Linked DNA regions of Mus musculus: regions 2, 3 and 4 are each linked to region 1. Evidence: chromatin loops called from intact Hi-C (ENCODE). Cell type or tissue: left cerebral cortex. All regions are shown on one strand. Region 1 overlaps Fam172a (family with sequence similarity 172, member A). Region 2 overlaps 2210408I21Rik (RIKEN cDNA 2210408I21 gene). Region 3 overlaps Fam172a (family with sequence similarity 172, member A). Region 4 overlaps Fam172a (family with sequence similarity 172, member A).

Region 1 (8,000 bases):
TAGTTTATTAGCAGTGCTAATTTAGTTAACACACTCTGTCACCCAACCTCTCAAAGGAGTGCAAGGTTTAGGAAGGAATAGCTAGCTGTAGCATAAATGTAAACAAGGTAGTTTGGAGCGGAACACACTTTGTGGAGCTTTGCTAGCAGTAGTTGGGGAGCAACTTACCAAGCTCCCTTTGGAAATGTACAGTACTGTTTATTTTATAAAACATTTGAAGACAAGTTTTCTAATTTCCTTGCTAAGAAGGTATTTGTATATTGAGGATATGTGGTAAAAATGTTACCTACAAGATATATGTGAGCTTGTGACTCAACTGAAGTTAGGATATTGCCTTACATCAGTAGTAGCAGTAATATTATGTCTTATAATACTGGTGGCCCTGGCCCAGTCACCCGGCTAGCTTTCAGTCTTAACAGCCTCTGTGCAGTTGGTGAAAAACGAACTGAGGAGGAAGACAGAAGACACAGTTGCTTTGTTGGAAAATTTTATTTTAAAATGGTAAACAAGATTATAGGAGGTCCACACTTTATTATTTTTGACATATAAACAAACAAAAATGCATTTCAGGAAGCACAAGGCAGAATTGTGAGAAAAGAACAATTATTACACGTAGATGGTCTAGCAAACATCCATGATGACTTCCAAGGACTGTGTGTTAGGTACCCGAAAAAGCTCCAAAGCTTGAATCAGACTATTTTGAATTTCCAATTTATGTCTCTTTCCATCTATTTACTTTAAGAACTAAGTATAAGATTTATTTTTAAAAAAGCTCACACCTTACCTTTCTACCACTGTGTGCCTAGAATAAAAATAGGGAGAAGGCCAGATGAGAAATATTAACCCTGGCCTCCCTGTAGGCAGGGTACTGCCAAGTGCTTGTTGTTATCCCAAGAAAGCTGAGGTGAATAACATCCTTACACATATACCAACAGCAACCCAATCAACAGGTCAAGAAATCCTACATTGTAAAGAATCATTTGTCACTCATCAGCTGGTGATCTGGGGTGCTGCGCCTGGCTCCCTCTGGGTTGCTATAGCACAGATTCAAAAGTAGTAACAGACATTTACAAAATGTAACTTTGTAAATAGCTCTCTGCTAGACAGAAGACAAGGTTACAATCCAGTGACAGTAAAGTACTCATCCCAAGGAAACAGAGACTTTCTCTGAATAAGGTTTAAGAGTTGCAGAGAGGAACCCGGAGGGCAGGAGCAGGATACTTTTGTTTGGTTCATAAGCTGAGCACTTTAACTCTGCTTTAATTTAGCTGCAGAAGTCTAGCAAATTTAGCCCTGCATAGGTTTTTCCAACCTCTACATGTTGCAAACTCACTTTCTTGTGAACATTTTCACATACTGAAAACACCAGACAATTTATAACATTTGGTAAAATATAATCAATGCACACCAGTGTTTCAAGCCCAGTAACTGGAAAGATATTATTTTCACAGAGTTCACCAATCCTTCTAAAAGCAGAAATGTAAAGGGCCACTATGACAGTTCAATGTGCTTGACACTGTTGGAGTAACATATTTAAACTGCCCAAAAGCTGGAGAAAGCCCCATTTTGGTTTTTCCTAAGGTACTTCTGCCTAAGTAATGTCAGGAGATGCCCAGCCATGGCACTGAGGACTTTACTGTCCTTACAGAATTACTGAATGTATGCATGTGCAAAGAGCATGACATGTTACCAGTTTAAACCTTGCTAAAATCAGTTCATGGGATGAGAGTATTCCTCATGAGGTGGCTGAGCTCAGGTTTTCTTCCCTGTCATTAGCAACTCAGACTCATTTTGCTTATACTGTCTCAAGGTCTCAAACAAGGTAGACAAATTACTTATTGCATTCATTTTAAAAAGGATGGATGTATTAAATCACAATCTCACCATGCACTGGATATAACCTTCACTAATTAAAAATTTCAAGTAATTAATGTCTAATGCTTTAATTCAAAAGCCAGTAAAATGTCAACTTATTTTATCTTCCGCGTTGGCCTTACTGTTGGAATTACAGGGCAGCGCCCTATCACAGGAAGAGAACAGTAAACATTTTGGCCTCAAAAGAGCAACCCATTCACACTACGCCTCTCTTTTCCTACTGCAGATGAAAACTGAAGCACATTAACCCTACTTGGACTTTTGGAAGAAAGAGGTTATGTAGTTTTATTTTCTTGATGATAGTAAAAAAGTCCTGCATCTGACAGGGCACGCTACAAGAAAGGTGAAAGTACAGGTTGTAAGGATCAACAGCCACCACCATCACCCTGCATTGGCGCACACATCGTGTTATATATTTTAATAGTAAGGTCAGTTCTTATAAGTAACTGGAAAATTCACTGAACATGGAGACTTATACCTACATCTAAAAGATCTGTTTATATTTTCCTTTCGACATTCCCTCCTGAAATCAGAGACATAAAGACTGGAGTTCAACTGGGCACAAATGAGGATTCGGATTCGGTACTTCATGTACAGTTTTTTTTTTTTTGGGGGGGGGGGTTGAAGTGAAAATAAGTCGTTATAGGGAGAAAGAACTTGTACTCCCCAAACTACATAGTCCATCATGTTCTGAATTTAAAGTTGGCATTTTTAGGACTCGAGTGTGTGGCTTTGTGTAAAAGACAGAGGCTCATTAGATGACCTGAGGAAAAAACCTGGTTAAAATCAAGTTTGAGGTTTAGAATAAAAGCTTGCTGGGTTTAAAGGGGATTAAAAATGGGCACAATTGAGGCTGGGCAGCGGCGACCGCGCTGCAGCGGGCGGTAGGACCGCGCAGACGCCGCTCGGCCAGCCGCGCCCGCGGATCAGCCGGGCAATTAGGAGCGCCCGGCGCTGGCACTCCCGGCGCTTTCAGCCTCGGTCGCCGGGGCCCACAGTGCGAGGCCCGGCTCAGCCGCAGGCAACTCGGCCGCTGAAGCCATATTGCTTTGACAGTTGCACTCATCTAGAAATAATGCAAAACGCTATTTAGACGGACACATCACGACCCTGCGCTGGAGAAAGAAAGCAATCTAATGGGGGCCAGGAGGCTACGGGCGGCGGGCGGGCGGCTGCGCGCTCACAGCTCCTCGTGCTTGATCCGGTGCGAGCGCCGCGTCAGGGCCGGCTTCTGCGAGCTGCTCTTGGCCTCCGAGGCTTCCGCGAAGAACTTGAAGATAGACGGGAAGCTCTTCCAGGAAGTGAGCTCGTGACGGTCGGTGCCTGCGGAAACACACACCGGGTTACGAGGGGTCGCACGGGTGTGTGGCCGGAGGCGAGGAGCCCACCCTCCAGGCGACTGCACCGCCGCCGGCGAGCTCGCCTCCCGCTCACCCGCCCAGGTTCCGCCTGTCCCTGGTGTCCCCGGGGCGCGCCACCTAGCGCGCCCCCACCCCCGCCCTTCCTCGCCGGGCTAAAACTTGCTCCCGGGGCCCCAGAGTTACGGCCCGGAGCTCCTGGGGCCCCGAGGCCCTCAGGGCCAATCCAGTAGCTCAGCGGGAAGGGCCACTCCCTCTCCCGCCCAGAAACCACCCACCTCTCCAGGCCTGGGATTGGTTTCCCCAGCGTGCAGGATCCCGATTCCACCACACCCACCCCGGAGCGCCTCGGTGTCTTGGCTTCCCAGGCAGAATGGGGGGGAATAGTTCTTTTTCTGGCCTGTCCTAGTCTCTGATGTTGGACACGACTGTCTCAGTGAGGTCACTGGGATCAAATCACTGGAGATATTTAATGAAAGGACGGATTCAAAAGGAGACCAGGGGCCTTGAAAGTATCCTAGGCGGGCCACATGCTTTACAGATTTTAGAACAAATCTAGAAAAGCCAGACAAACCCTGTTTCAAAGCAGAACCACTGAAAGAGCATTTAGGCCCCCTCTTCAGTCGGGGAATTCAGAAAAACGTTAGATTTTCAATTTACCAGGTTATTTTACTACAGTTTCTCTCTGTGGTTTTAATATTGGGTTGAATATTATACACTATTCTTCAAACCAAATGGAACCTTTAGTTTGTGAAAAAGGAAGCAGGTAGCATGTAGGCATGGGAATACACGAAGAAATAATATGGGCTTAAGAAAAAAAATATTTGTGATAGCATATATAATTTAACCAATAACTTCATAATCAATTTTTTAATTAAAATAAAAATAATTACAAATCCTCCCTCATAGACATTAGGAAACAGTTGAAATCTCAACTGCAATCACTCAATTATGCAGAATCTGCTTGGAAGTCTCTGAATTCAGGGCCTCTGATACTTTAACATTGTTAATGATAATTCTTTAGTCTGTAATAGTAGGTCATTGCTATGGTTACTCTACAATGGTGCAACACTTTGCCTTCCCCCTTCAGCTATTCGCTGAGACCTGGTAACCACATTTGTTGCCTAGCAACAGCTTTGTGACAGTATCACAATCTGGGAGATATAACAATAAAGATGCTATGGCTGCACTTGGTTGGCCAGAGAGCAGAAAGCTACAAGTTTGTGCATGTGACTTAGCTGTGGGAGCTGTCCCTACTGGAGAACTCATTTCTTGCCAGGTGCCCTTCACAATGATGTCTTCGCCCCCTCTTCTCTGGCCTTGTGAACTTGTTCTTGGAACTAAGATCCAATATTGAAGTCATCCTCTGGAGACAGAGCCTCCTATAGCACTGTATCTACACTGAAAAATGAGGTCATTTCTCTATTTGCTTACACATTTCTGGAAAAATTCAATTTATTCAGTGGAAGGAATTGGTGAGTAGGTGTTTCACTGGTAAGTCTTAAAGGGCCTGAATAAATTCTAATAATTCTTAACAGAATTCTTAGGAAAAAGTCGGACTTCACCAGTATGTGTGCAAAATTACAAGTTCTTTAAAACACATGAAACATGTTGATACCATTATTGTATTTTGTTTTACTAAGTTTGTCAAACGATGCCCACCATGGATTCCTTTGAATTTGGAGGGAATTATATTCTTAAAACACAAGTGTACAGTTCTAGACATCCTCAAACATGTCTATTTCAAGTAAATGTCATGAATATTTCTAGAAGAAGGCCCTGTCTCTGGGAAGGTTTACGAAGAGTTTGTCTTTTTCTGTATGGTCTACAATCTGCTTTCAGCTCAGTACCAAGTATCAAATTGCACTCCTGATGACAGACTAGTTAATCCGTATTTGTTCTTTTTGAATGACCATCCTCAGATGCAACAGCTATTCCTAAGCACCGAGTGTCCCCCAGTATTAGCTGTCTTTCCTTCCCATATCCTAACCTGCTCACATCTACCATTTGTCCATAAGATCAGCTACACCTGCCAGTGGTGACCAGGTGAGGATCAATTTGTAAAGGTCGTGGGAGTCTCCTCTCACAGTTCCTCTTACTCCTTAAAAACCAATTCAGTCTATGACTCTGGAGAGACTTTGAGTCAATGGGCTCAAGCAATTTTATCCCCCACTTCCCTAGTGACAATCTTTCTGAAGGATGAACAAATGTCCTTGATGATAAAAATCACTCCAAAATTCTTTTTGGTTTTGGCTTATGACAACTCTCTGCACGAGCAGTCTTGCTCTGAAAAGACCATTGTGCAAAGGAGAACTGGGTACATGCAGTTGTTCTGAGCATCTACTCTTGCAAATAAAGATGAAATAATTAGATTTTATGCTTTTATCAGAAGAGGGACAATCAGTAAGTAAAGCAGGTTGCCAGCTGAATTACCTACATTAGGTAACCGAGTTAGGGCAGGGAACAAAGAATTCTTTCCAAAGTAAAGTTGGTAAATTATACACTGAAGTGTAATATAAAATTTTATTAGAAAATATAACATCTTAGATATAGAGTTACAGGCAATTAGTGACTGCTGAAATAGGGTGAAAAATCTGTCTTCCACTGGGGCATGCCCTTGCTAAGTTATTCAGTTCCAAGCACACACACACACACACACACACACACACACTCACAAATACATGCATGTGTACATTCAAGCAGTACTAGATGTCTTGACAGCCTCTATACACACATCCATGCAGCAATAATAAAGAAGAAGTCAAAATTTGAGGATAAGGGGGTAACATGGAAGGAGTTGGAATGGGAGGAAAGATGGGTGGAAATGCTGTGAACAAAACACTCATGTATGAAAATTTGGAAGTACATGTATGAAATTATCCAAAAACTTTTTTAATTTAAGAAATTCTTAAGTTTTGGAAGTGGTCATTGTGCATGTGTTCATGTGTATGCAAGATTGTGTGTGTGCATGTGAAGGCAGAGAAGGGCCTTGGGGGTTCTTTCTCAGGCACTCTCATTTGCTTTGTTTTGTTTTGTTTTGTTTTTGAGACCAGGTCTTTCATTGGCCTTGGGGTAAGCTGGCCAGCTGCTGAATTCCATGGCTCTGCCTGTCTCACTCTGCCCTTCCAGTGCTGGGATTACAAGTGCATGCCATCATGTCTGACTTTCTTTTATGTGTGTTCTGGTGATGAAACTCAGGCTCTTTTGGTTGAAAGGCAAGCATTTTATCAATGGAGTCATCCTCCTATCACTGAAAGTGAATTTTTAACATTCATAAGTAGCATTTGGAAGATACATAACTACAGTCATGTCAGTCTTGGTTTGCACACATCAGTGGGGTTAGAGAATTGGATTAGCTGTTAAGCACACTGTTGCTCTTGCAGAGGACTGAGGTTCTTTTCCCAGGACCCACATGGTAGCTAACAACCACCAGTAATTCAAGCTGTAGTGAATATAACACCCTATTCTGGCTTTTGTGGGACGTGCAGTGCAGAAATAAATTCAGGCAAACACCCATACACATAAATGAAATGAAAATAAACCTTAAAAAATTCCACTGAATATTTTGATAAATTAATATGAAAACCTGCAAAAATAGTGCTCAAAGAATGGCCACTTAAAATATTTATTTTCAAATAATGTGTAAGCATGTGTCTGGGTATGTGCATGTGAGTGCATGCTTATGAGCCAATAAAACAAGCCTTTTTTTCATCAGGTTGCTCTTATTTGGGAAAAAAAGGGAAACTAAGATACCAGCCTATATTCTTGTTCACGTGACCTTAATGCATGTTTTTTCCCCCCTCTGTAGAAACACATATAAATGCAATACTGATGTAGCTGCAAAAATCTTGGTCAAAAATATTTTGGCAGATGTATACTGTTTTGAAGTTGTAACCCACTTTTTTCCCTAGTATTTGTTTTAAAAAGTCAAAAATAGGGGGCTGGAGAAATGGCTCTGTCTTTAAGGAGACCTGAATTCAATCTCAGAATCTGCTCCAGGCAGCTCACAATCACTTGCAACTCCAACTCTAGGGGACCTAATGCCTCTCCCCATCATGGGCAACTGAACTTACATAATTAAAAGTAACAAAAACAAAGTTTCAAAAAGTTAAGAAACATTGTAAAAGTTAAAACATTGTAAATTGAAATTGATTTTTTGGTATGTATTATGGTGCTGGGATTGAGCCCCGGCCGGACCTTTGAACACTTGACTCCCAGCCCAGTAAAAGAAGTGTCATAGTGTGAATAACTATGCACCTCGCACCATCTACATTCTATAACAGAGGGAAAGTCTCTAACAGACAAATAAAACAAGTGATATTTTACACAAACACACACACTTTTGCCAGATATTATGAGATTTACTGGTAAATTATAAGTGATGAATAGAGAGTAGAGATTGAAGAACATTATAATTGTAGAGAAACATTTACCAAAAAAGATAATTCAAAATAATTTCTTGGTTTGATTCATTGTTTTAATTATTACTAGTTACTTTATCTTAATGGCCTAAGATCAAAAGGTTATGGAATAATTCTAACATTCCATGTATAATTTACATGTTAGATTCTGGTTAGAATAGGGAATGTCACTGTTCACAAAGTCACCTCTAAATATGATAGTTTTCTTATATCTTTATTTCATGAAGAACTGTCTATGTCCCCCTATTTTATCTTCTTTGTAGAATAATATATATGTATATACATATATATTCATACACATGCATATATATGTATATACATATATACATATACACATGCATACATA
Region 2 (8,000 bases), 760 kb after region 1:
TGTACAACATCTAAACAATGGTCCATGGTAATACAAGAAACAGGATCTGTTCTGTTCATTTTCTTAAAGTAAGTTTCCTACCGTGCCTTTCAGATATCTAGCTTTCAGGGGATCCTTACTGATTATATTATAGAGATACTTCTTAAATAGGTATCTAAGAATAAAGTTACTGTTGACTGTACCAGAAATAATATAGAAATTACTTGGGAGTGTGTGAGTAGAGATTTCAAGGTATTTTTCTGTAGTAAATCATTCATTATCACTCAATGCAGACACTTCCAGGCCGTGTTCATGGGAAAGTGAAGCGAAATTCAACAAATGTTTACCAAGAGTCTCTGCTAATATCCACTTATCAGTGAGTGCATATCAAGTGACTTCTTTTATGATTGGGTTACCTCACTCAGGATGATATTCTCCAGATATATCCATTTGCCTAGGAATTTCATAAATTCATTGTTTTTAATAGCTGAGTAGTACTCCATTGTGTAAATGTACCACATTTTCTGTATCCATTCCTCTGTTGGGGGACATCTGGGTTCTTTCCAGCTTCTGGCTATTATAAATAAGCCTGCTATGAACATAGTGGAGCATGTGTCCTTATTACCAGTTGGAACATCTTCTGGGTATATGCCCAGGAGAGGTATTACTGGATCTTCCGGTAGTACTATGTCCAATTTTCTGAGGAACTGCCAGACTGATTTCCAGAGTGGTTGTACAAGCTTGCAGTCCCACCAGCAATGGAGAAGTGTTCCTCTTTCTCCACATCCTTGCCAGTATCTGCTGTCACCTAAATTTTTGATCCTAGCAATTCTGATTGGTGTGAGGTGGAATCTCAGGGTTGTTTCGATTTGCATTTCCCTGATGATTAAGGATGTTGAATATTTTTTCAAGTGCTTCTCAGCCTTTCGGTATTCTTCAGTTGAGGATTCTTTGTTTAGCTCTGTACCCCATTTTTAATGGGGTTATTTGAATTTCTGGAGTAACCTAGAATACCCAGGATGCAATTTGCAAAACACAAGAAAATCAAGAAGAAGGAAGACCAACGCGTGGATACTTCATTCCTCCCTAGAATAAGGAACAAAATACCCATGGAAGGAGTTACAGAGACAAAGTTCGGAGCTGAGACTGAAAGAATGACCATCCAGAGACTGCCCCACCTGGGGATCTGTCCCATAAACCACCACCAAACCCAGACACTATTGCATACACCAGCAAGATTTTGCTGAAAGGACCCTGATATAGCCGTCTCTTATGAGGTAGGCCAGTGCCTGGCAAATACAGAAATGGATGCTCACAGTCATCTATAGGATGGAACACAGGGCCCCCAATGTAAGAGCTAGAGAAAGTACCCAAGGACCTGAAGGGGTCTGCAGCCCTATAGGTGGAACAACAATATGAACTAATCAGTACCCCCAGAGCTTGTGTCTCTAGCTGCATATGTAGCAGAAGATGGCCTAGTCGTCCATCATTGGGAAGAGAGGCCCCTTGGTCTTTCAAACTTTTTATTCCCCAGAAATGGGAGTGGGTGGGTAGGGAAGCAGGGCGGGGGGAGGGTATAGGGGACTTTTGGGATAGTTTTTGAAATGTAAATGAAGAAAATATCTAAAAAAAAATTCAAAAACAAAGAGTCTCTGGTAAAGCAAGCTACTCTGACTTCTGACACTATAAAGACAATCTCTCTAGAACTTCTTGGAACTTAACACAACATTTTATATCTATTATACATGGAAATTTATTTCTAACCTAACATAAATTCAAAATAGAATGTAAATGCTTTTGGTGTGTAAGATGCAACCTATCTATGAATGAGCTTTGAATCTTGTATTAGTTTAAAAGATAGCCACAGGGTTAGAGTGAACAAAGACAGTAAATTCCTGAATTGAACAGAATTTATTTTGTTGTCGTTTCTGATGTAGATGTATAAGGTGTATTTATTACTGCATGATTCACATACATAAATATAATGTAAACACTCTCTAGAAATCGTTTGGAAATCATTCTAAATAAGAATTCAAAGTTCTCAGCTGAATGTAAAGAATGCTTGTGTTTAGTGTGAGATTGCTTTTTTATTTTATTTGCACACTCAAAAGAGTAAACACCATTGCCTGTACTCATCCACTCACTCACTTACTCCGTTAGCCAGCCTGAGAGCCAGCTCTGTCCAGTGTCTCTTTCCATTTCGCCTGACATCTACACTAGAGCTCTAGCTGAAAAGGTCTTTCAAGCATTGTTTCTTCTTGTAGGAAGGGACTCAATGAAAATCTCTATTCAGGTAGGTTCCTTTTCTATACCCAGAGGGAAAACATTTTGCAACAGACTATACTGAAATGAGAGTTAAGCGAACATATACCACATTGCTAAATCTCCACTTGAAGCTTGAAAGTGGCTATGTCTGTTCTCAGCCATAGCTCACCAAGTGCCCTCTGAGTTCACACAGTTCTGATCTGGTTATTATTCATATACATTCTCTGTTACCCACTGTATCGTGGCTTCCTTGATAGTATAGATACACTATTCTCTATTAGTATTCTTGGCAACTTTTATTGTATGCTTGTCAAGATGTTTAATAAATAGTTAATTTGCTGAGTCTTTAAAAATTTTTTGAAAGAGTTTTATATATCCCAGGGTAGCTTTGAACTTACTATGTAGCCAAAGATGATCTGTCTCCACGGTGTTGGGATTATAAGCACACAGCACTATACCTGCTGTGGACTGGACCCAATGCTTTCTGCATGCTAGGCCAGCACTCTCCCACCCAAGGTACATTTCTTAGCCCCAAGATGCTGAAACTTGTATTTGGATTCATGGTAGGAATTCTAGTGATGATGTTATAGATGCATAAGACATAATTCTGTGTTGAAGAGATTTTAATTTCATCTTAGAGGAAATAGCACATTCTCCAATACCTGTACAGAAAATATGAAATAATAAAGGTCACAGAATTTATACCAACGGGGTGCTCAAGAGTTCATGAGCAGGGGAAGAGTGGTTACCTCCAGCTGGTCAAAGGTTAGTGTTTTCAGTGCAGTTAAGGTTCCAGGATAAAAAGACAGCCCTTGCTATAACTGGTCACAGACACATATTGGCTGATAACAATAAAAATCTCAGTTCTGGTTAAGATCTCAAAAATGCACAGACTAAGTCTATAATGAGTGATAAACTCAGTGATGGTACTGTTTAGAAAAGAGAGACATGTATAAATGCAGGGATGGTTGAGAAAGGCTTAAGGGAAACAATGTTTAGCCTTCCACAGGTCAGAATGACATGCCTGAAAAGAGGGATTCAGGCAGAACACCAGGCTCTGATGGAAGCAGAGAATGATGTTTTACAAAGGCTGCCTTTCTCTGTACAAGCTGGCCATCCAGACCTTGTTGTGTAGCACACTGATTCTCTCCAATGAACCCTAAATAGAGATCGACCAGGAGAGTAGATGGGACCTCACACAGTGTAAATAGCACAGAAGGCTGAGTTGCTTTGTTACTGGAAAAATATCCTTAGATACGTTCAGGCTTCTGTTTAGCCAAGGAATGTGCTGGTGTGCCCTCTGCGATGAGGTCAACTCATACAAATTTTTAAGGTCATCTTCCCACATTCTATCTTAAATCTGACCATTGTGAGAAATCACAGTTATATTTTGCTAAGCTTTGATGAAATAGCATATATATATGTATATATACACATATATATATTAATGATATATTTAAAGGTGTGAGAAAGAAATAGGCTGTTTATAATAAGTTAATGTACATTACAAAAATTCATGTTTTTCTTATTCAGAATTTTAGAAGAAAAACACCTAAAACGAGGTTTTATTTCCTGTTCTTTCTGATTTTCTTTTTCTGTTGCTGATGAAAAGCACCTGAAACTTTGGCCGCTGGCCATTTGTTATTGTTATTTTCTCTTTCTTCTTTACAGTGCCAGATGACAAATGTCCTGTGTTCTCATTATTCTTGCCAAAATGCAATCACAATTTATCTTTGACCTTCGTTTAAATTGCTTCAGGATGCACACAAGTGTACCACTCCTCAGTTTCATGTTTCCCTGTGGACTTAACATGTGTAAGCCAGAATTTCACCAATAAGTATATATTGATACGTATACAAAGTGATATACACTTATAACAAAGAGATACACACACTTTGTTAATAACAAGATTTTAAAAAGAAACCATAATCTTAATAATATTATATCATTATATTTTGCTTGTAATGGGCATTGCACAACTAATGTATGAAAAAAAAACAGTAGCCACATGGTGAGACATTCAGCATATTATGAAAAAGTATATGATAAAAATTACCGTGGAAGTAATCTATCATAAGTCCTAAGTCCTAACTAGAGCTGTATCAAGGGATGAGCTAGAACAGGTTAGATGACAAACACTGAATGAGCAACATGGTCCATGTTCCTAGAATTTTGCTGTGACAATCTGAAATAAGTTTTAAAATCCATATGTCATATAAAATGTAAGCTTATAGGTTCACTTTGAAAATGTTCTTGTCATTTGCTTATTTAATCAGAGAACCATAAGATTCTCATAATGAGCTTATTAGTTGTACTTAGAATGCTAGATATCCATTGGAGACACATAATATCCATATATTTATTCATATAAAACATCTTGAAAATTGTAGCGCACATTGAACATATGCAAGACCCACTTTTGTTTTGTGAAATTGCAAATACTTGTAAGTAGCAAGGGTGACCTCCAGTGTGCAAGATGGTTATGCCATTGAAGTGTTCCAGTCACAGAGGCTGCTCTGACCTATTCTGGGTCTGTGAGAGTTGCTAACAATAAGAAGAAAGGAAATTTCCCTTGTCAGAATGAGTTTGTAAGCTCAAAGCAATTACTTCGTCTTGACTTTGCTTTACTTTGTTTGTTAGTTTTACTTAATTTTGAAGCTTATTGTATTGCTTACAACCAAAATCTCAAAAGACCAGGGGAACTAAATTGGTGACTAATGAAAGCTAGAAAACTGCTACCCTTTTGCATGATCTGGTTGGGATTTGAAGTTTTTGAAAGCTCTGAAGAATAAGCTGAATTTATACAATCTGAAATAAAAATTCCAAAGTAATGTTCTTTAAATGTCTCACAGTAACATGAAACAGTAAAACTACTTGATGGAATTCCTGTGCACAGTTACTGACCCATAAAATAGCAAAACTAATAACCACAAAAAACGGAATGTAAGTTTTTCAGAAGGTCATCAAGATCAAAACCTTTTACTGTACATAATATTTATTTTTCTAAAAAGCTAATGGCTTTGCATGTTAAATAATACCATTTCTATCTGTTTCTAATCTCCACACAATAAAACTATCCCACAAAAAGATAAAGAGTGGTGTTTTCTTCACAAAGCCAATCTATCATCATTTATTTATTTATTTATTTATTTATTTATTTATTTATTTATTTAATTTCAGGTGATAGAAATTATATTTAACCACCACAGAATTTTTCTTTGCAGATTAAAAAAAAAAGACTACTTGAAACTTTGAGGGCAATGAGGTTTCATTCAAAAGATTTCATTAGTACAAACCCTGAGTTCTGCTTTAACTAAACAGAGCACACAGAACGTCTAATTAGACGGGTGCCCACCAGCACCACTGCCCTGGTCCGTGTCACGCTCTCCATCAGGAGCACCTACTTTCAAATGTCCATGGTATGAGGGTCAGAAAATTTGCTCCAGGCTGACACTTAGCATGAAAGGTATAAGGCTTAGGATGAATTGCCTTTTATGAATATTCATAAAGATCAATATGGACTTAAGTTCTTAGACAGGGAAAACTATGAATAACTCCATGTGATCTAGCCTGTTTACATGGTTTATAATGTAATTTGGTGCATGTATGCATAAAATGCTTATTGATAATAGCATAAATCATTGCATCATTTAAAATTCACATATGTGATATGTTCAAAGTGTAATAAATTATAAATTATGAAATTCCCAAGAATGTTATAATCATTCTTTTGGACTTGTTATGATTTATCATGACAAGAGTCTGTGTACTACCTGCTAAGAAATGCCTGAACATACCCTGACATGATGGGTCCTAATGGCTCCAAAGGAACCATTATTGTCTATTGTGTTAATACTTTGCGTGCTAAAAAGGATCCACAGAAGACATCTAAGCCAGGCCTTTGTGCATCAGTTCATAATGAGGCCTTGATCTGTTTTGTCAATGATATAGTAGCATTAAGTTCATGTTCTTGACTTCATATGATTATAGTTATGAAATTTTTATCAATGATTTGCTCAGTGTACTCTCTGAGTACTCCCAGAAGAAAACATCCTTTGAGTATCATTAAAATTTTTTCATTTAAAATTTTTATTTTTGAATGTCATATTAAATGTGTTAAATTAATACCTGAAAATATTTGAAGAAAAATTAAATGTACCTTATCAAATTATTCTTTAAAATACTATTTTCTTTTTAAAATCAAATCAGAGTCTTCAGTATCTCCCAAAGATAACTTTGTAAACAAAGTAGATAATTTTTGCTTTCTTTTATAAAGGGTACAAATCAAAATTTTAAGGAGGGTTTCGCCTTAATTTATACATACCAATCAATACATACAGATACTAGCAGAGACTCCACATTTTAAAAAATGCACAAATACTTATTACATTTTATATATTTCTAGCTAAATAAAATTTAAAGACAAAATCAGATTTTGTATTCGTCTCAAAGTAAACATAATACTTGATTACTGTACACTTGGACAAAATTGTGTGTTAGGATGCATTAGGATCCTTTGTTACTTGAGACATCACTCTTGAAGTGTTGATTATCTTTAAATACTATGACTTATGAGGTGGTACATAGTAATAGAAAGGGTATGTATAAAATATCATGTAAATAAGAACTATCAAGAGAACAAATTAAATTACAGCCTGAGCTAACAGTGATAGCTCCATTTTAAGTTAGAGAGGAGAAGAAGCTACTAGGAAGAAACTGACTTCTCTTCCCAGCCCTTTGAGAAAAACCTGTACTGGCAAAATGCCAGCTAGATTCACGGAGCATGTTGAAGATCGAGAATATTTTTTTAAAAGTATCAGATGCCATACTTTTACGGAAGGAATGCTAGTGAGATGTCTTGTCATGTAATTTTATACAAATGCATTAAGTATCATAAAAAGTGGATACAGTGATCTTTTGTGTTATTGATTTTTAATCAATACTTTCTCAGACATGACAGGCTGCCCAGATTTTTAAGTCCGAGAGTATTTTCTGTTTTTAACCTTGGCTCTGTTCTTATGAAACAATGTTTTGGCAAAGTCGGCAATTCCTTAAATGAAGATTATTTTCCCCCTGCCCCTTCTAGGTATCAGGAGACCATTTTTAATTCACTCACCAGGGAAACTCTCAGCGGGACTGGTGTATCGGTAACATAGGAGCCAATATTCTAGCTATCAGTTTTCATCCAGCCTAGCTGGACCTTTACATTACGGCTGCCCCACATTTATTGTTCTTTCACTGCATCTGTCAGCATTTCCTGACAGCACATTACAGAGCACATGGCTACAAAGTCAGTATCAATCAGTCCAAGATCATGCAGATATAAGTAGCCGACTATTGATAATGGGTCTTAAATCAGATCATCACGGCTTAAGCATAAGATTCTTAAAAGACAAGGATCCTAGGGGAACTTCTAGTTGCCTGCACCTGTTAGAAACCCCAGAAAATGGCTTTCCTACTACGTAGCACCTACAATTGCAAAAGAAGAAAAACGTGAATGTGATGAGCACAGACAGACACCCAGTGTAACACACTGCACTCTGTAAAATGAAGCATGGGAGCAAAGGTAGCAAGCAACACAGCTTAGCCGTATCCAAAAAACATAACATCCAAAATCTCCCTTCTCACTAATGAAGCAGCCTCCCGGGGACTGTGTACACCTCACGTGGATAACAGTGGTTGTGTTGTGTTTTGGCGATGTCTACTTCGAAAGCATTTCAACTAGATATGGCCTTTTAACAAGAAAAGTGAGAGAA
Region 3 (8,000 bases), 180 kb after region 1:
TAATTGAATTAAAATTTCTAGGAGGTAATTAATATTGAAGCTGCTTTTTATTATCTGGGAATGGGTGGGTTAGAGCCTACTGTTCTAAAATTTACATTCTAATAGTTATGAATGCAAAATAATGATGTCATCTATAGTCCAAATGAATTTATAAATTAACATCATGAGTTGCTGAAACTAATTTAAATATTAATAATGACATGGCTGCTCTATAACCTCACAGAGAAGAAAAGAATTAAAGACTACCAAACACAGAAGAAATTATTCATTTGTTGTCTATTAAAGAGAAAAACAGGTGACATAACATAGGTGTGTCACCTGTAGTGTGACATGGAATGACACTGGGATCAAAAACTAAGGCATATAGGGGACAAGGTCTCTGCTACATGCTTATACTACACTGTCCTATCAGTTAGCAAATGTGCCTTTTATTCCTTGATAACAAAATCTAGCACTCTGCTTTCTAGTAACACCTCAGGCTCCAACTTTTGTGTAAGTTGTAGGCTGACAGACCACCAAGGTAGTTTATAAACATAAACTGCTTTAATTCTATAGATGGAATAGCTGTTGTTTCTGTTCTTTTTCTGATCAATTTGGCAGGTCAAGTCAGTCAAATGGTTTCTTCACGTAGAGACTGCCTTACTATGGAAATGAACATGGAAACATTCGTCTTTGTCAAATTATTCAAATTTATTGGTGAATTACATCAAACATGCCAGCTGATGAACATCGAAGTCGTATGTTTTGTTTTGTTTTTTTTTTTTTAGAGAACACTTATGGCTCTAAAAAGATAACATTACAATTAGACTTCCCATTCTGAAGATAAGATATTTGGATAAAAAAAGGTGCTGTGTTATTCAAGAGAGTAATTTACTTTAATCATAAAACTTCAAAGACACCCAGAACAGTGGGAAGTAAGCACGGCCCATGCTAGAGTGCATGGCCCATGCTGGAGTGAGTGCCATGGTTGTTTTCATGCTCTCTGCTGCTCTCTTTGGGGGACCTCATGATGCTGTCTCTAGACCCTGACTGTCACATTTCTTCTTTTCTATGGGCACACTGAAGTCTTCAAATTAACACTGTGTCTCTGGCTTGAGGTAATCAATGATTAGGTATAGCACAGTGTGACGTTCATGTTATTCTTTGCTGTTCTATAACCATCCAATGTCTCAAAAATTAATGCAAGCATATCAGGATCTGAAATTAACTTTTTATAGCCCAAAGCAACATCCTGCTAGAAGAAGAAAAACCTATTATAAATGGGTTGGCATCTGATCACTTGTAGATAGTACCAGAAAATAACATTTCACATTATAAAATGTTGAAGATAATAAAAGCTGTCCCATAATGATTAATCAGTATTTTGCTTATGAAGTGATGAGGTATAACTAGGTGGTGCCTGTTCTTAGTAAGTGACAGATCCATTACCAAAGGTCACGGATACCCTGTTTTGGCTAATATTCTTATGATGCCACATGGAACACATTAGGAAAAGAAAACGCTACACAACGTTTCTCTCTGAACTGCTTACTAAACTTGGAATTATTTTTTTTTAATTATAAAAGCCCATCACTAGTTTATTTAAAAAATATGTATTATTCAATACACACTTTAAGGAATCACTTGGCTGTAGGAGAGACCGCTCACAAGGCAAAGAGGTTGTTGAGTCAACCTAAAGACCCAGCTTTCCTATCTGGAATCCATGTAAACTGAAAGAAGACACCGACTTCATAACACTGTCCCTCTGACCTCCTTATAGATGCTGAGGCACTTGCTCCTGATCAACATTATATATGGAAATAATGAGAATAATAAATAATTTTCTTTAAAAAGTCTAAAGAAACGCTGTGTGAAATTAAAACAGAAAAATCAATCTAAGGCTATACATATATATATATATATACATACAAACACACACACATATATATATATATATATATACATACATATGCATCTTTCTATAAATGCTTCAAAATAATTTCTTTTTCAAGTACTTATTTAGAAAAAGCTAATATGGTATGCTGCAAAACTAAGGACTTTTATTTAAAAGTGTCCACATGCTCATATTCTGGTATTCTACTGGTACTCTGACAAATTTAGGTCCATTAAGAACCTCTTTTTGTCATAATACCAAATGTAGGTCACAAAATGTTAACATAGGCAAGAAAACTTTATTCTAACCTATTATATTAAAAAATCAGCATCTTTCACTAATAAACATGAAGAATGATTTGAGTGTCATTCACAAAATATAGCTAGAGAGAGTATGATATGCTACCAGTTCTGTAATAGATTTAGTTCATTAGCAGAGCAGGGTAGAATTGTTCTACATCCTCAAAGACTTTTAGAATGGGAGGAGGGAAGCGTGGAAGAGACAGGAGGAAGAGGGAGTTTTAGTTTTTACAGCATATAAGAGATGTAACACAAAATGGTATTCATATTCTTAGGAGAGGCAGGCGGTGCCCTGACTAAAAACATGAATATTAAAGTTAGAAAGAGAATTAAGACTCTAAAAGATGATTAGAATAAAGCTGGTTTTAAAACATATTCAAGGTGTAATTATAAATGGTAAACCCTCAGCTAACTACACTGCCACTTAAGCTTCTTTCATGTTGGCCCACAGCACTATCTGTGAGTAGACTTAAGAAATTGAGGAGTAGATAGTGCTTAAAATAGTTCTGATAGGCTACAAGTCCCTCCAGAGCACATGCTAAAAATAACAAACAAGATAACTAAAATACATGTGTATAAACCAAATGCAAAACATGCTATTTATGCCCACCATTCAGGTCCTCCGTGTAACATCCTTTGACCTTTATCCAAGTGAGGCACACTAACTTGTGAAAGCTTTCTCTCACTCTGGCTGGTGAGCAGCACAGCTGGCAAGGGATCTAAACCTCATCACTGGGCAAATTTGCCCTTCTGGTTTTGCCAAGAATGACATTTCCAGTGGGGAGAAAAAGTTACTGTATGGGACACTTGAGACTGTATTTGCGAGAATCTATAGCTTTTCCTGCTTGTTATTCCTATATATCTGTACTAGAAATAAAATGAAAATAACAAAGATTCAAACATCCCACAGCTCTCTAAGTTCAATTGTTAATTAAAGTAAGACCGAAGCAATCAGCTGAATATTTCCACTAATTTCCCAGAGAAGGATGTACTGAGGATAAGCAGTGCCCCCTAGTGTCCGTAACTACAGACTATAGCAACTAAAACTACTTCGCAAATGTTAGCTTAAGTATTAAAATTACAAGTGTGCAACAGATTATAAATTCTTCACTATTCACAACACCTATTTTATATAGAAAGGCGTAACAATCATTCACTTAATATGAATTTGCTCAGGAATGTGTATGAGGATGTACATATGTATGCATGCACACACACACATGCACACACACACACACACACACACACACACACACACACACACACTATACACACACTGATACAGCCAAGATGCCTTTAACAACCCAGGTAACTAGGGAAAAAACTTCCACCCAGAAAACCAGGCAATGAATGAATCAAGTGTGAGCAGGCCCAGTAGAGTAGATCACTCACTGTGAAGACATCCAATAGGAACTGCTGGGTACACAATCCAGGCAGCAGGGCTAATGACTAAAGCAGAATGGCCACTCCAAGCTCTAAAGGTTTCAGCCCCACAGCCAGCTGCAATTAACCCTGTAAAGCGTCTATTCCTGCTGGTGTCTATTCCTGCTGGTAGTGGAGGTTAGAAGAGCTGGACTGAGGAGAGGCTGATCTTAAAAATGCTGCAACTTTTACTGTGTATTCTGCATACTCAATCCTGTATGTAAATAATAAGTAAGGTGTGTCTCATAATAATATACAATATATTTGACATAATTTGTACAGAATTAACGTTGGGATAAGTTTTTGTGGTGAATTTAGTGAATGGAAAACGTATAAGTTGTATTTAAAGGCCTATAGACCATGGAGAGAGTTACAGTGTACAAAAAAGATGAAGCCAGATTTTCAGTCTCTGAACTACACTTCTCTCTCTCTCTCTCTCTCTCTCTCTCTCTCTCTCTCTCTCTCTCTCTCTCTCTCAATCAAAGGAAAGTATCGCACAGAAAGAAAGACTGGAGGACTGGCTGTTATGCAAGGTTCCCTGCATATCATTTGTAAGACCCCCGTGAGTTACTTCTCAATGCAAAGCAGTAACACACACACACATACACACACACACACACACACACACACACACACAGCTTTACAGTTTCAAAGTAGGAAATATAAATGTGCTTTTATGAAGAGCCCTATGTGCATTTCATCTGCTCTGTTTTTAAGAGGAGGGATCAAGACAAAACTTTATAAGACCTGAACAGAATGCCCACAAAAACATTTCAGAGTAGGTGAGCTAAGCCATGCTTAGAATCTTGGCTAAGACAGAAATGGAACCTTCAGTGATGTAAAGTTAGAAAAGTGTTCTAAGACACCTAGTGCCATTTAAAAAGAGCTTCTTTGGTAAGACTTAAAAATCTCAGGGGTTTAAAGAACAGCAACAAATATACACTTGTTATAATGTAGCACTGTTTAACTAACGTACAGAAGGAAATAAAACAAAACCAGGCATTTTTTACATTGTTTACATTAACGCAAAGTTTTGCTGAATTAAAAATTATAAGATTTCCACAAAGATCTCTTCAGGAAACAGAGTTTTGTCACACATTACCAAGAGCCACCTACTTAGACAGGTGACTGTGAAAAGTGACACTTGATCAAGCGTCACAGAGGCTTCTGCACAGTAACACTCACAGCTGGGCTACTACAAGTGCCACTAAGCAAGTGACTTTTTGCAAGTTTTCAACAATCTAAAACATTTATACATAGAAACTTGTTCCATTCATTTGCATTTTTATAAAAATTTATTTTCACAGACATTTACAGTTTTCACCTTTCATCAACTATTACTGATCATTTCAAGAGTTCTAATAACCATACTAGTTGCCTATCTTAAATCAGCAGTATCCAAGAAAAAAGAGTAGGGTTAGCTTTACAGGCTAATATCACCAAGAAACACAGTTGGGAATAAATATTAAGAATGCTTTACTTGCCCCACAACAGTTCTGCATCGGTTTAATGAATGTGTGATGATATTTTTGCTGTAAAAGCAGGGAAAGGTAAAGAGGTCTGGAGCTACGGTGTGAAAGGGAGTGAGCAGCCGCATGAAGCTCGTGTTTAACTTCTTATAGTGCTGGGCAGGAAGACTGATTTGGAAGTCAGAACATCCCTCAAAGGTCAAAAGAAGAGGAAAAGAAAAGGCCCACAGCTCAGAAGCTCGGATGTTTGCATTTACGACCACGATTACGGGTTTTTTCTTTCTGTTATATCTTGATAAAAGACAAGAAAAATGTATATGCAGGAAAGAAGGTCCACTTCTAAGAAGTGCACTTCCACCTGTACCTTTGACAAACCTCTATAAAACGAACAAAGATAATTTCTTTTGACAAGTAGGTGAGAAACAACTACCAACGAGAAGAGTCTTATAACATTCTTTCATGTGGAAAAATAATACAACACATAAGCTGAAGTCAGAAGAAGGCATTTCATTAGTGTGTTTCTGTTTATCCAAATTTTTAATCAGTGCCCAACTCTCCATATATAGATAAAATTTGATAAAATGTCCATATACTTAAATGATTAATAACTATATAACAAATGACCGAGCAAAAGAAAATCAACACCTCTTAATATACCAACAGTCTTGTTCACAATGAATAAACTATAGAACACTTTTCACAGATGATTCCAAGTTAGAACGAACATATAGGGTGTAAAGCACTTACTAGTTTTCTGTTAGAGTTTCTTTAGTAATAGACATTACACGGCATTTGGAGCGTCTCCTCTTTACCAACAAAGCTATAGTTTGTTTATTAATCAATGCACCTCATGTTGGGGCAAGGGATGAGCAGTAGGAGTAGTAATAAAAGGTAGTAAAATATAATAGTATTCAAAACTTAGCTGTTGAGTTTTTAAATTAAAAAGTTAACACACAATTAATAAGTTAACACACAATATAATGGGTTTGTTATATCTATACATGTGCATGTATATATACATATATATTATGCTTTGTTCTTATGATCATCTCCCTTCCTCAGAACTCTCTCTTTCAATCTCTGCTATTATAAGTATTTTAAGCTTATCTTTTTATTTTCTCATGAAAATGATAATTTCACAGAAAGTAGAGTATTTCTTATTAAACTGAGATCTTTAATGTTTGATTTTCCTGATAACCTTAAAAACTGAACTTTTAACATATGGTATTAAAAATTAAGATACCATTAAAATGTAAGCCTTAAGAATCAAATACTGAGTGACATTTCTCCAGTTTAGGTTCACAAAGACATTAACTATGTGGTTTAAACTTGGGAGAAAACAATAAAGTAATTTGACAAAATTTTATGACAGAAAACCTCCTTGATTCCTGTACATTATTGACAGCTCTTTGTAGCTGTTCCTGATCACTTAGACTCAGGACTTGCTCCCAAAAAAGATTTACAGGGAATCTCCTGCAGAAAGTTATTAATTTTATGACCAGTGGGTTTTTTTTTTTGACAGATAAGGAAAGGTATGCCTCAGCATCAGAATTATCTTGTTTGATTAGAGATGAAACATGTAAATATTTAGACTCTTCGGACTTTGGAGGTAAAGTGTTCCTTCCACTTACAACACATTTCATATCAATTGGAAGCTCAAGATATACACTTATTCATTTAGCTCTGCAAGTTTAATCACTAGAGACAAATGAAGTACACAAGATGATGCACATTATATTTTACTTGGTAAAAATGTACAAGCATTTTATCATTGCATTTCTGAGACCTACAATTTACCAAACTGAGATACCTTAAATAAAAAAGCTGCAAGGTAACTTCTGTTTCCACAAATTGGATTCAATTTTGTAGAGCTGAAAATCAAGGTGATTCATTGGCATCTTCATATAGTTTTTTTCTCAAACTACATTATTACAAATGATCAAATTATGCCAAATTATAAATCCCTTTTTACATTTCATAATTTACGCACAACAAAATGAATAAGAATTTTAAGCATTCTCTTAAGCTCTACACACATATAAATCTTATTTTTCAATATAAGTTCACGCTTCCTAATATATGTCATCCACATGAACAGTATTCTATTTATAGATATTGACTGGGCAGGTCATGGAATTTATGTATATGTCTCTTTAATGCTGGAGTTTTTACAGGGCATCTTAAAAATAACAAGTGGTATCAAGAATTTAACAATGGGACCTCTAATATTTTATTATCAAAGTATACCAAACAATTATAAAGCAGAATTATTATGGCTGAGTGGTATTACTGAGAGAAATACTTATATCATGGTATTTTTTTCTCTTAAGTTTAATTTCAATTCTTTTAACAGTGTTCAGAAACTGAGACCCATTTAATGAAAATAAAACAGCATAAAAAGTTATCCCAGTAGTAGTAGGTACTACTAAGCATACTTTCTAAAAACATTAAGGACTTTCAGTACCAAAGTTTAATCATCAACAGCCAAACAATGAAGGTCAGCCACGATCCATTTCTAAATCTTTGCCTTCTATATAAACTCACATAGGCTCTGATGCAGCTGCAGGGTCTGCAGGAGTATAGTGCCCTGATACTGACAGAACCCTGCACTGTCTTGTCAGTTCCTTAGTCCATTGGAAATAAGTTGGAGCTAACAGGCATTTGTCTAAACAAACATGTTGAGCAGACAAAATAAATGTTGTTTTAAGGGCATACCAATAACAAAAATTATTAAGTTATATAACATTCACTGCTCAATTTTTTTTTTATAAATTTGCTTAAAGCGTTAATCCCAAACTCAGGCTTCTGTTGTAACATTATAGGAAATGTTTCCTACAATAATTCTTGCAGTCTGTGGCAGGTTACATGATACGTGCCACCAGTGCCAATGCTGCTCAGCAGCACCTGGAAAGCCACTGTAGAACATAGACTTAAATG
Region 4 (8,000 bases), 62 kb after region 1:
CCCCCTTATCCTCTTGGCTCCCTACTCATGTCCCTCCTCCTCTCCCCCTTCTCCTCTGAGAAGCTGGAAGCTCCTCCTGGGTATCCCCCAACCCTGGCACATCAAATCTCTGCAGATTTATAGGTGCATCCTCTCTCACTGAGGGCAGACAAGGTGGCCCGGGGGATCCATAGGCAGGCAACGTAGTCAGAGACTGCCCCTGTTCCACTTGTTGGGAGACCCACATGAAGATCAAGCTGCATTTCTGTTCTATATGTGTGGGTTTGGGGGGGGGGATGCTAGACAGATCTGACGATGCAGTTGTGGCTGGCTTGCAACTTACTATGTAGACCAGCCTGACCTAAAACTTTACAGATATCCACTTTCTTGTGCCTCCTGAGTACTGGGATTGAGTGAATCACACACCCAGTTTAGTAGCATAGATTTGATGTATGAAGAAAAGAATGCAGATAAAATTCAAATGTAAAAAGTCATTTTGGATGTTAAGTGTTCTTGGTGCAGTTTGTTCTAAATGGCAGATAAGAACAGAAGGTTAACGACCTTAAGAGAGACTTTGTTCTGTAACTGAAACCATCCTTAGCATCTGATTAGTAAAAGCAGGGAAGCAGGATTTAATGTCTCAGCCAGATGCTGAGACCATTGCCAGACTTTATCATTTTAAATGCTGGAGAACTTGACTTATAGGAAACAGTTTGGACATTTATTACTTGTTTCTATGATTTAAAAAAGTGACACCTCAAACTGAAAAAAAAAACCCACCCTCTTATACTGTGCAAAATGTTCAAAACCTAGGAAAGAAACCATGGTAATGCATAGACTTATTCTTTTCTTTGTTTTCTAAATCTTTAGAATGTTAGCCAGTCACTGAAGGACATGTGCACAAAGACTTTGCCTAGAGAATAGGAGTTTCCTCCCCTATGCCCCCAAATATCCTGGAAAAGATTAAAAGCAGAAGCTAATATGAAGAGAGAGCACACTTCCTTATGTGACTGGGAAGGACTGGAGGGTGCTGAGGAAGTCGACACCGAGCAGGAACAGGCTGCTCAAATTGTGTTGACTTAACCTCAGAATCTCTTTCCTTCACTGGTGGTAAGGACAGCATTCTCCGTAATTACCACCAGTGTTCAGTTTTTTATATATACAAACAAACCAAACCATTTTGTTCATTAATACTAACATACTCAAAACACAGGTTGTCTCTAGCCAATGAAGTAAAATACAATACTATTGTGGTATAGTATCATAAAAGCTTTCACACTTAATAGAATATCTCCTATTTTTTTATAAGTTTTTAATGTTGTCCTAGTTTATAATTGGGAAAACATATATCTCCAATAGAATACATATGCTAAGTCTGAGGCAATTTTAAGTGAAGTAATTTAAAGTGAAATGTTTTAGTCGTGCTCCTCACTGACGCTGATGGCTTTGTTTTGGGATACAGAATAGAAAACTATTTCCTCAATATATCTTGTGTTCAGCATAAAATATTTAAAATGTCTCATTGCCAAGAGATCTGGTGGGAGTTCATGACAGATGTGTTATTTCTTTTTCTTTTTTTAAACAGTATTATTGTGTCTCATTAGCACTGATGATTTTTACCCATGGCAGAGTGAACTTCTTGAGAGAAAAGAAAAGCAGACCAGCTTCCCCGAAGAAAAGAAGCAACTGGGATAAGATGGAGACAAGGACTTTCAAATCCACCAATGGCCTATCTTGGGTCCCTTTATGCATGCACATGTGACCAATGCAATTTCCTTCACAAGAACCCACAAAGCCTCAGCCTAGAGCATTCTCCAGGTGTTAGTTTAGCTTTGTCATTATTTCCTATTTATAGACTCTGTCTAGGAAAAGAAGACAAATGACTGTAAGTGGGGTGACTGTGATGAAGTGAGGCCTCTGAAGATAAGACGGGACATGGTTGGGGTCATTATCACAAGTGACTTCTCTTTGCCCAAAACCATATTTTTATTTAGTGGAACTAAAATCACTGCAAAGCAAGAATAATTTCTGTCACATATTTCCAAGGAGATGTGTATTACTTTTATTGTAAAACCAAAAACCAAAAACTTTTCATGGCTGTGAGGTTTTTTTTTTTTTTTTTTTTTTAATAACACACTGATGGTGCCAAAATGCTCTCAGAATACACCAAGAACAATATTAGAGAAATTATTTATCTTAAGGAGTCTAATTAGAAACAAGTGACACCATTATAATCAGAGTAGTCACAGGCCTAGAATGTCAGTAAATACCAAGACCATCTGACTCAAATGAAGTTTAAATTTATAAAGTTTCAATTAAAACATCCACACTCTTTCTTTCACCTGATTGCAGCCCCATATGGCAAGGTCAACCCTTGAAGCTAACCAACAGTTCAGTTGCCTCCAGTGTAGCTGTTATCTTCTTCAACAAGGGGAGACATTTGGTACAGCCTAAAGCTGGGGCATGAACCCTGGCAAAGCTTAAGACATTTATCTGACAGCATCAGCTGACACTCCACAAACACATTTGCTCTCCATGACCTCTAAGCATTTGTGATTAATCAAAAATGTATCTTGGATCTTGAGAACAAGCTACAACCAGGCACACACACAAAAAGAATATAGTCTCGATCTTGCTTATCGACTCGAGAGGTATATTGAATTTAGAAATAGCAAATAGAATAGAATGATCAATACGTTCTCACTTGTCCATGGAAGAGCAAACTTTATCCCTCAAGCAAAAGACATTGATCATGTAAATGCTTCAGGACTCCTTTAAAACTAAGGAAAGCAGAATGTACGCGGTGTTTGGGAGTGGGGAAGGAGGTGTAGCAAAGAACAGTTTTTGCTCAGAAATGCATAGCTTTGGAGACCTGCAGTATTATGTTTGTAATGTGTTGTCCTTAAGAAAAAAAACTGCCTGCTCAACTTAAAACCACTTTTAGCTTAGTGCTGCAGAATGTTCTTAATAAAACCATATAAAGGAAACTTTAAAACTTAATGAAGGAACATTCTTTGTGCAGAGAAAACTCCCTGCCTTAATTTAAATGAGCACTGTTATAACACATCCCTTATGCACTGTTTACAATTTATAATTCATAATTTATGCCTCTTGGTTCAAACTTACTATTTTCTACAGTCATCTGCTAAGTAATATGATTAGCATGTGAATATTACAATATTCTGCTTCCCAACACAGTATAATTTAGCATGCTTTTATTTTCATTTGTACTTTTCACTTTCTAATAACAATATTGAGTCCCAAGGAAAGTATTCAGAGGCAGAAGTCATATGCCTCAGCTTTGATAAGATGCAAATCATTTTTTTAAACCTCAACAATTGAACTTATTAAATCCTATTCTTGCTTGATTACCCACTGGCTAGGTTACAGTTGTTCATGATTCTATGGCAGGATTGTTGCACTAAAGGAAAACTACTCATCCTGGTCCCCGTTGGCATGGCAAACAAACTTTCATAGCATGTGATCACTCTATAAAATGGTGGTACTAATTAGAAGATATAAACTCACGCTGAGACATGATATGAATTGGCTTATGCATCTACGAAGCTCACAGCAGTACTAGATATATATGGATGCTGCTTTAAACTACACTAAGCAGAAAGCTCAACTTCTAAAAATGCACTTTAAGAAAGCAAAAGTGATTGAGTTGAAAAACAAAATCCCAGCCCCTTATTTTTGGTTTTGCTTTGAAAATGTTTCCTGTGTGCTTAAAGGTTGCCCACCGCTTCTCCTCCATATGTTTACCTAACTCCGACTCTTCAAACAGGAACTGCAAGTACCAGATAGCACAGCTGTATGTTTTGACATCCATGGTGAAAATGAGCAGAAAATCTAACTGTTCCATATCAAGAAGTATTTTTACTAGTGCTAATGTGCCTTAAATACCTTGTTCCACAGATGAGTGGCCTGGCACCTGCTGCATGAGAAATAGCCAATTACTGTTCAGTGTCTCTAATTTTCTGATTCAATTAGCATGCTTCAGAGCTTTCCAGTTTAATTGCAAACTACTTCACAGTTAGCTCTCTGATTAATCATTGCCCATCTGCAAGCCATAGGAAAACTTAGTGGAACAAATTTGTGTACTTTGGAATGCTGGGAGCTTAGCAAATCAAACTTGTTTTGGTGTATAAAGCTTTAATTTTGTTTGCCCTTTTCAGCTGCACTTGTAAGAAGCGCTGTACTGATTAAACAGGAAGTCTGGACAATAATATGCTACATTATGCATATAATTACTGTAAATACAACCACGATTGTAGAAACATCATTTAAGGTTAGGCACTAACATGAATGGAGAAAGGGGGGGGGTCACAAAAACACATTTGGAATCAATTTCTTTCCATTATGACCAAACACAAACTCAATGGGGGAAAGCTATGTGACTCACAGTGACGTCATTACAGCACCTGTTCCCTGCAGGCATTTAAAATTCCAGCTTTTCATGTATTCATAAAAATCTTTATTTAATTAGTATACTACTAAGTTTTATAAGCTTTGTTTATAAACATGTATTAGGATTTTAAATCAAACTGGCACCACATTGTTTATGCTTCATTTTCCAAGCTTTCTTCTTGTGCCCACTGCATGTATGAATGATAAAAACCAAAACTCTTTTAACAGTGCTTTGTCTGCGTTGCAGAAAATCTTAATCTAAGGTCATGATGCCTTCATTTTTGAACAAGGAGCTCTGGATTGCATATTTTGCCCACTTAAGTGAGCAGGCAGACCACAGGGAAGATTCCCCAGAACCAAGGGGGTGATGTAAAGGTAAAACCTTTTCAGACTCTAGTTCCCAGCTCACATTTGGGGAAGCTGAGGAGGAAGGTGCCACTATAGGAAGATTACCAGTCTCAACTAACTTGGAATGTCGGGATCTCTCAGACACTGGGCCACCAACGAGACAGCATATACTAGCTGATATAAGGCCCCCAACATATATATAGCAGAGGACTGCTGGGTCTGGACTCAGTCAGAAAAGATGTACCTAACCCTCGAGAGTCTTAGGGCCCCAGGGAGTAGGGAAGTCTGATGGGGTGGGTGTGGGTACATCCTCTTGGAGACAGGGGTTGGAGGGTGGGGAGAAAAGGTGTGCGATATGGAACAGTTGGAGGGTGTACCAAGAGGGGGATAAATTTTAGACTGTAAAAAAAAGATTAAAACAAAACAAAACAAAACTTCTCATCAAAGTTTCTATAGATAAGGACTAATTTTCAAAGGCTATAATCTTGGCTCCCAGAACAGGAAGTTTAGCAATCTCACCCTTGTTATCAGTGTCTCACTGAGCACCCACATATTATAGTGGCTAGACCACCATATGTGTTGGATGAAAGAAACATACAGGAAGAGTTCTCAGTTTTCCATGTCATACCACAGTGTTGCTGGACACCGTGCTTTCCTTTTGTAATGTCAGCAGGAGCAGTAATCCCACATCTCATGAATACCTAGCACGGATGGCGAGAAGTGTGCTTTACTAATTCTGATGATCTGAAATCATCATTATAGAACAATAAAATTTTTCTATCATTATGAAGATATTAGGGAAATTCCTAAGAGCCGAAAGCTAAAACCTGATAGCTGAGAAAATAATTTTGAAGTTGAAAAACTCACCGATGCACAAAAGTTTATGTTAAAACTATTTGCAGATAGAGATATTCAGTATTTAGATTTTTTGACTTACATATCAATAGACATATATGAACCCCCTTATAGGTCCTGTTTTGTCTTCTATTAAGGGCTGATTTTAAGCCTCTCTGAGCACTGTAGGCAGCTGATGTAAGAAATGCTGAGAAGGCATAATCTGATTATAGTCACTCAGAGATGTGAATGGGCATAGTGCCACATTCTGCTGCCACGAGCATGGAAGCTACACTGAATCCCCAACTAAGATAAAACTCCAAACTTTATGCCAGGGGCTATAGTAAGATCATAAGATAAGTCAGATAGTAATCTGGCAAAACTAGTCAGGCAAAAAAAATCATTTCTGTATCTCTCTGGAAATAAACAGTTAACTATATTTGGTTTTTAATTTAGGAAAGGGTAAATGGTTGACCCTGCTCAAGCTCCCACCAATTGAGCCTTATGTTTAGAGATAAGCAATGAAACCTTACATATCAAAGGAAAACAAAGAGCTGTCCAAAATGGAATTTAGCCAGAGACCAAACTGGGTCCTGGTACCCATGATGGGTCTCTGAGTTCTAGGTCTTCATCTCTCATCTGCATCATCCCTGCAAGAAGGTCTATGCCTCTGGGTATCAGGCAATATTAATGAAGCCACAGTGGGAGGAGTGAAAACTATTGTGGCACTCAGTCTAAATGCTTAAAACATCCAGATGTGTCTGGACAGAGCAGCACATCTAGGACCAAGAGAACCAGTCTTAGAAATTACAAGTGGGGAGGGAGAGAGGGATTTGGGAGGGAAAGTGGGCAGGGGAGGGAAAGCTAATCTGGTATTGGGTGAGGGAGAAGGACTGAAGCCCTGAGGGCCAGCAGAAAGAATGGAAACAGGCAACCCCAGGAAATAGGAGATTGGGGGGACCCCACAGAATGCACCAGAGATCTGGGAGGTGAGAGATTCCCAGGACTCAAAGGGAGGGACCTTAGATGAAATGCCTGAGAGTAGGGAGAGGGGACTTATAGAGCTCACCTCCAGCAGGAAGACAGGGCATCAAGTGAGGGAGAGAAGGGCCATCTCAGAGCCTCATTTCTGACCCATAATTGTTCCTGTGTGAATGAATTACAGGGATGGAAACAGAGAGGAGCCTGAGGAAAAGAAGGTCCAGAGACAAGGTCCAAAGTGGAATCCAGCTCAAGGGGAGGCCCCAAGGCCTGACACTGAGAAGAGCTCACCAACAGGGATCTATCATGACTGCCCTCCAAAAGACTCAACAAGCAGCTGAGAGTCAGAGTCAGATATTTGTACCCAACCAATGGACAGAAGCAGCAAAGCCCCGTGGTTGAAAGAAGTTGAGGAGAAGGGTGATTTCCCTCCCCTGTAGGAGGGCAAGCAGTCTTATTTAATCTGGACCCCCGAGATCTCTCAAACACTGGACCACCAAACAGCATACACCAGCTGATATGAGGCCCCCATATCACATACTTGAGGACTCCCAGGTCTGTGTTCAGAAATGATGCCACAAAAGACTGGAGGCCCCAGGGAGTTTAAAGGTCAGGTGGGGTGGGGGTTGGGGGCATCCACGAGGAGATCAGGTGGGGTGGGGAGGAGGTGTGGGATGTGGAGCAGTTGGAGGGTGAATGGGGGGGATGGAATATGGAGTGTAAAAAATAAATTAAAAATGAAATAAATTTTTTAAAAATTAAATTTTTACAAAAGATATAATAAAGAGGTGTTAAAAAGAAAAAAATCATCCTGCTGTATAAAAAGAACAGCATATTTTGTGGAAGACTAGTTGATAGAGGATGGCTTTAATATGGCACCAAACCCCAGATGATATTTTTTCTTGTACAGAAAAATTTTTATAAGGATAAAATGTCTAAGATGACAAAACTATAGAAATCAGCCTTCCCTTATCAAAGAAACAGATAAAATTAGGGTACAGATTTTGGAAAGATCAGCATGATAGGAACTACTGTTGGGCAATTTTTTTGTTGTTGTTGTAGGCAAAAGAAGCCAAACCAGGCAGAAGTATTTCAAAGATAACCATGACAAACACAAAAACAATGAACTGCGAATAGCTCTAGGTGCAGTGTGGAGAAGGCTTTTTTTTTTTTAACACTAACAACCTGGTGGAAGCCCTTTTATAAGTATCACCGAGATAGGCTACAAGGAAACGTTCTCAGGTGATCCAGTATGGACTGAAGCCCTGCGCTAAATTTCCATCTGTTCTGGTACGTTTAGGAATTGTTTCCAGTATTTTTTTTTTAAAGTAATATACGTTTTAGTACACAAATTCAAGCTACATTTTCAACTTTAAAGAGGGTGAAATATAAGTGACTATAAAGTTCATAAGAATTTTAAAAAATGAAAATAAAGACATAAAATAGAT

Evidence for each region. Peaks named below come from ENCODE experiments on the same cell type or tissue, not always from the same donor. Only the 100,000 strongest peaks of a DNase experiment are listed, where the experiment ranks them.
Region 2: a loop joins it to region 1, with 4 times the contacts of the local background. A loop is called at or near these places in 2 of 42 quality-filtered maps.
Region 3: a loop joins it to region 1, with 6 times the contacts of the local background. A loop is called at or near these places in 11 of 42 quality-filtered maps.
Region 4: a loop joins it to region 1, with 2.4 times the contacts of the local background. A loop is called at or near these places in 4 of 42 quality-filtered maps.

The regions. Positions count from the first base shown.
Region 1 is chr13:78,158,711-78,166,710 of GRCm38, reverse strand. It overlaps Fam172a (family with sequence similarity 172, member A), which reads right to left. Exons shown (of 10, transcript NM_001163419.1): 10 at 471-3,198. The coding sequence ends at 3,056. The region is part of intron 2 of Gm38604 (a long non-coding RNA gene); the gene reads left to right. Among named protein-coding and RNA genes, the nearest start is that of 3110006O06Rik, 8.6 kb to the left of the region's middle. In left cerebral cortex, a CTCF peak has its summit at 3,566; a DNase peak (open chromatin) is centred at 3,534; H3K4me3 peaks cover 1,747 bases; H3K27ac peaks cover 1,471 bases.
Region 2 is chr13:77,397,680-77,405,679 of GRCm38, reverse strand. The region is part of intron 19 of 2210408I21Rik (RIKEN cDNA 2210408I21 gene); the gene reads right to left. Among named protein-coding and RNA genes, the nearest start is that of 2210408I21Rik, 270 kb to the right of the region's middle. In left cerebral cortex, a CTCF peak has its summit at 4,700; a DNase peak (open chromatin) is centred at 7,835; H3K4me3 peaks cover 497 bases.
Region 3 is chr13:77,977,889-77,985,888 of GRCm38, reverse strand. The region is part of intron 7 of Fam172a (family with sequence similarity 172, member A); the gene reads right to left. Among named protein-coding and RNA genes, the nearest start is that of Pou5f2, 43 kb to the left of the region's middle. In left cerebral cortex, a CTCF peak has its summit at 3,187 (motif pointing left); DNase peaks (open chromatin) are centred at 3,177 and 3,617.
Region 4 is chr13:78,096,303-78,104,302 of GRCm38, reverse strand. The region is part of intron 9 of Fam172a (family with sequence similarity 172, member A); the gene reads right to left. Among named protein-coding and RNA genes, the nearest start is that of 3110006O06Rik, 71 kb to the left of the region's middle. In left cerebral cortex, no CTCF peak of the experiment used is centred here; DNase peaks (open chromatin) are centred at 3,969, 4,322 and 5,825; H3K27ac peaks cover 194 bases.